2 separate regions of the Homo sapiens genome follow, and region 2 is linked to region 1. The links are chromatin loops, found by intact Hi-C in ENCODE. Cell type or tissue: PC-9. All regions are shown on one strand.

Region 1 (2,500 bases):
GGTACAAGAATCGTTTGAGCCCAGGAGGCTGAGGTTGCAGTGAGCTGAGATCATGTCACTGCACTCCAGCCTGGGTGACAGAGGGAAACTCTTGTCTCAATAAATAAATAATAAATGTTCCTGAAAACTGCTGTACACATAGTAGGAACCCAAAAATGCTGGAGATTGTGATGATGGTGGTGACCGTGTCATGAAAGGAGCCCATCTCATTGAGTGCCAGTGTCACTGAGAGGCTGTGAATCAAACGATTGACAAGGTCGCAGGGCCACAGTGGATATCCTTCTGCTAGGAGTCCTGAGGTCCAGCCTAGAAGCTAAGAGTACGTGTGACCCCCCTCACAGGCCCCCTGGGAATTTCAGTTGGGCCTGGCTGACTGGCTGGGCAGCAGCTCAGGAATTTCTCCTGATGAATGGAGCACTGGGCAGTGAGACAAGATACTGACAGGAGTGGCTAAAGCCATGGTCTATTTTTAACATTAGGGCCAGAGTGCCCTGGCACGGCTAGCGGATCTCTGACCTAAGGCCCTGAGAAGCTCCTGAAATTATAGTGAGGAAGCTCTGTGCATACGCAGCACACACATGCACACATCACGGATGTTGTCAGCAGATAATACAAATAATATGCCTTATCTATTTATGTAAGTGCAATTTTTCAGAAACATTTTCTCCAGCAATAGAAATTAAAAGCACATATTAATCATGAGTATTTCAGGAGTAGAGGGTGGATGCTTGAGGGTGTGATGCCGACATTGAGGTGTTTAGACTTGCAAAAGGATCCTTTATATCCGGAAAGCAGAGTCCGGTGGGCTCTGACAAGAGAAATGTCGTCAGCCAAACGCAGGATCCCTGGCAGAGCAGAGGTGGGTCAGTGTTTCCCAGCCTTGACTGCACACTGTGATCCCCAGGGGACGCCCGGATTGCATCAGGCCAATTAAGTCAGAATCTCTCGCAGGGGGAGGCGCGGATAGAGTCCGGTACCCAGGCATCGGTGTTTCGCAGGTCCCCGGGTGATTCCCACGCTCAGCCAAGGTTGAGAACCGCAATTTAGGTGGTTGGGGTTGGGGGCGAGAAAGCCGTGAGTCCAGTTAACCACGAGAGGGCGCGGTGGAGCAGGAAACTCAAGGTTGGGCGGAGGCCGCACATTTTTCTCTCCAGCATCAAATACCAGAGATGCGGATCTCTTTTACAGATAGAGACCGAGGCGCGTGGCCAACGGTGATCGCGCGGGAGCAAAACTGCACCACCCTGTCTTGTGCTTTGGCCATTTCACGGCTTCCGCTTCCAGGAAAAGCCAGGGAAGTTCCGCCTCTGTGGCTAAGCTTCAGCCGTGCAAGGCAGGGCTCAGCTTCGGTACAGTTCCAAACTGGGCGTCGTCCTGGCTGGGTTCTCCAGCCACCGAGACACACCTGTGTTCCTCCCTGCTCACTCTGGCACCTAGGACAGGTCCCTCAGGCAGTGAAGGGATTCCTTAAGGGGAGGCAAAGAGAGGAAGGCAGTAATTTCTTTTTATTTTTTAAATTGACAAATAAAAATTGTATGCATTTGTGGTATACAACATGATGTTTTGAAATATGTATACCTGGCAGAATGGCTTTGTCAAGAGAGTTAACATATGTACTACCTCACAGACTTACTTATTTGTTGTGGGAACGCTTAAAATCTACTCTCCTAGCAATTTTCAAGTATTGTGTACAATGCATTAATTATAGTCATCAGATTGTACAATAGATCCCTTGAACTAAGTCTTGCTGTCTAATTCTGTATCCTTTGACCAACACCTCCACCCTCCACCCCGACGCCAGCCCTTGGTGACCACCATTCCACTCCTCTCCTGTCTCTGTGTTCCGCTGGTTTAAATTCCTCATGTGAGTGAGATCATGCGGTATTTCTGAAAGCCGCCATTTCTGCCTACACTGAGCCTGTTTTTTCTGCAGGCAGCCACAGGAAGCACTCCTTTTGGACAGGAGCGACCTCAGTGTTTCCAGGTGAGTGGGTGTCCAGGAAGTGCCCAAGGAGTTGCCTCCAGGAGAATGAATCACTTAGTGGGAAAATAACAAAAGCACTTACTTGCCAAGACGGTGAAGACACTTTATCCAGCAACTGAAAGCGTGTCTTTTTCCACTGCTGCCCTGATGTTGTCACTGGCAAGGAGACTGACTGCAGAAGCCAAGAAAAGGATTCTTGCCCCTTAAAAAACCTTTTGGGCCACAGATGGTGGCCCGGGATGCTTCAACACTCTATGGGGGCGCCGAGATCTGCGGATCACTTGAGGTCAGGAGGCTCCCTGCACTTAGAAGGCTCAATGGAAACTTCCCCCAGTTGAAATCCTGAACCCGGTATCCCTTTTGCATCAGCAGAGCCCTCTGCCTTCTTAGTGAATGATCAGCTACTGAGCCTCAGCTGGGCCAAGAGGCATTTATTGAGTGTTCTGCATATAGTACATAAGGTCTGTGGAGTGAATGTCTGCTTCATTGAGAAAATAAAGGTTTTGGCCAGGTGCG
Region 2 (2,500 bases), 360 kb after region 1:
GGTTTCAGACTGGTGGCCTGTGGGCCAGACACAGCCCTGACAATGTGCACAATGGCCAGCACTTGTGCATGGCCGCAGCAAGCTGGGGCTGAGTGGTAACTGCCTGCTCCAGCAAGACGTACACTCCCTGTTCCCCACAGCACAGCTGGTCTGTTTCAGTCATTTATTTTTCAGGACAGGCCCTTGAGACATTTTCATCTGTGACCCTTGGAATAGATGCCTGGAATACACCCACCTTTCTCTCTCTCTAGGTGTACCCTGTAGGCTCAGCTGGGGCAGCTGCAGGAGGAGGAAGTAGTACCTGCTAAGACGCAGGCCCTCCCATCGGCTCAGGGGACACCAGATAGCCTGAGCTGCCTGCCCTGACTGGGACCCCAGATAGGGCTCCCCGTGGGCTAGACATTACCACCTCAATAAACATCGCCTTTCCTTCTCCCATCCTCAAACCTCATCAGAATAAACCCCGCATTTGCTGGCATCGACTCCAATTGTGTTGAGGAGTCTAGAGGGGCAGCCCCAAGGCAGCTCTTGATTTTTAGATCAGTAGTGATGGATGCTGTTTATCAGCCCCTGCCCCTCCTGCCCCGGCCCCCCGCCCAGTGCTGGGCACCCTGCATACAGACTCTCAATCTTCTTTTCAGCCCTGCGTGGCAGGAAAGCCCATATGGTGGCTGCGGATACTGAGTGTCACAGAAGTAAGACACTTGCCCGCCATGACTCAAGCCAGAGCCTCAGCCCAGGTCAGCTGACTCTAAAGCTGGTGCTCTTTCTAGAGCTCTCGTTGCCTGTGTTTTACATGACTGCCGCACCTGCTGCTCTCCGGGGTCCTGCCTGCCTGGGAGTGGGGGTGGTGGGCACCTCCCCGGTTTTCTCTCCCCTCAGGGCATCTAAGCAAGTCGGGCTGGAAATTCCCTTTGAACTGCTCTGACTTCAGGAAACCTGGTTTGTCTCTCCTCTCAAGGAAGCCTGAAGCCATGGACAGAACCTTGGGCTGGGAGTCAGAAAGCCTGGGCTCACCTCCCAGGCCAGGCTGCATCATGCTCCAACCCCTCTCTGAGCCTTAGCATCTGTGGCTGAGTGAAGACTGCCTAGAGCATCCCTGGAGCAGCCCCCTAGGCATTTTTGAAGACACTGTCCCTCACACCTCATCCCAAAATGTTCATTATGCAGGTTCTGCCCTCGAAGCTTTCAGGAGGACAGACGGCCCACGGCCACCACCTGGTGGCCAGTCATAGCCAGACAAGGCCGACGCACCCAGCAGCCTTGAAGGCACGTAAGAAATCATAAAACTGCAGGGGGCTGGGTCATCACCTTGAAACCCTGTGGACAGGGTGGGAGAGAACCCTGTGAGAGTAGATTGCATCTCCCACCTCTTCCAGACACGGGAGGGGGCCCTCCAGCTTCCCAGAGGTCAGTGGCTCAGATGGGAGGCATTGCCATCCTAGGACAGCTGAGGGGAAAAAAACACTTGAGTTTGGGGATCAGGCAGGTCTGGATTGAAATCTCTTGGGTTCTTAACCTTGGTCGAGTCCCTCATCTGTGCAGTGGGCCATTTGGGACCCATCTTGCCGGGCTGTGGACCTCTCTGCATGAACAGGCAGCCAAGGGAGGCGGCATGGGGAGAGGCTGGACCTGTGACTGAGTGCACCTTGGTGGCGCCCAGCCCTGGGGCCAGCTCTCAACTGTGGCTGCACATCCTAACACCTGATGCTTAGGCAGTGCTTCTCTCATAGCATGGCCCCCGGGCCAGCAGCAGCGGGGAACTTGTTAGAATGGGGAACTTGCACATTCTCGAGCTCCACCGCAACCCACTGCATCTGAAACTCTGGGGGTGGACCCAGCACCTGCCAGGTGATGCAGTTGCTCACTGTAGTGTGACAGCACCGTGTTCAGGTGCTGGGATGGTTGAGAAAGCACTGCAGGTGACTCAAAAACCCTAGGACCAGAATCACCTGTGGAGGTTAAAAAAAGGAACAGCTTGGCCAGGTGCGGTGGTGGCTCACGCCTGTAATCCCAGCACTTTGGGAGGCCGAGGTGGGGTGGATCACTTGAGGTCAGGAGTTTGAGACCAGCCTGGCCAACATGGCGAAACCTCATCTTTACTGAAAATGCAAAAATTAGCCAGGTGTGATGGCACATGACTGTAATCCTAGCTACTTGAGAAGCTGAGGCAGGAGAATCGCTTGGACCCAGGAGGTGGAGATTGCAGTGAGCTGAGATCCAGTCACTGCACTCTAGCCTGGGTGACAGAGTGAGACTCCATCTCAAAAAAAAAAATTGCTTGGACACCATTCCAATGATTTTTATTTAGTGGAAGCACTAAATTATTAATTATTATTAAAATAACAAGAATTCTGCCGTTGATTCTAGCGATCAGGGACAGCTCTGGTCCAGACCCTCCTCCCCATACAGGATGCCCTCCCCTCAGAGAGCCGAGCCCCGAAACAGAGTGCGGTGACTCTTCCTGGGGTGCCCTAGATGTGCAGGCAGTCCAGGGAAG

What was found. Hi-C counts contacts between places; a loop is a spot of excess contacts. Peaks named below come from ENCODE experiments on the same cell type or tissue, not always from the same donor. Only the 100,000 strongest peaks of a DNase experiment are listed, where the experiment ranks them.
Region 2: a loop joins it to region 1, with 4 times the contacts of the local background. A loop is called at or near these places in 11 of 110 quality-filtered maps.

What each region holds. Positions count from the first base shown.
Region 1 is chr15:89,016,352-89,018,851 of GRCh38, reverse strand. No RefSeq gene overlaps it. Among named protein-coding and RNA genes, the nearest start is that of CARMAL, 23 kb to the left of the region's middle. In PC-9, CTCF peaks have their summits at 860 and 1,059 (motif pointing right); DNase peaks (open chromatin) are centred at 1,231 and 1,991; H3K4me3 peaks cover 1,480 bases; H3K27ac peaks cover 1,254 bases.
Region 2 is chr15:88,656,270-88,658,769 of GRCh38, reverse strand. It overlaps ISG20 (interferon stimulated exonuclease gene 20), which reads right to left. Exons shown (of 4, transcript NM_002201.6): 4 at 2,287-2,500. Among named protein-coding and RNA genes, the nearest start is that of ISG20, 19 kb to the right of the region's middle. RefSeq lists an enhancer at 1,744-1,793. In PC-9, CTCF peaks have their summits at 1,017 and 1,217 (motif pointing left); no DNase peak of the experiment used is centred here.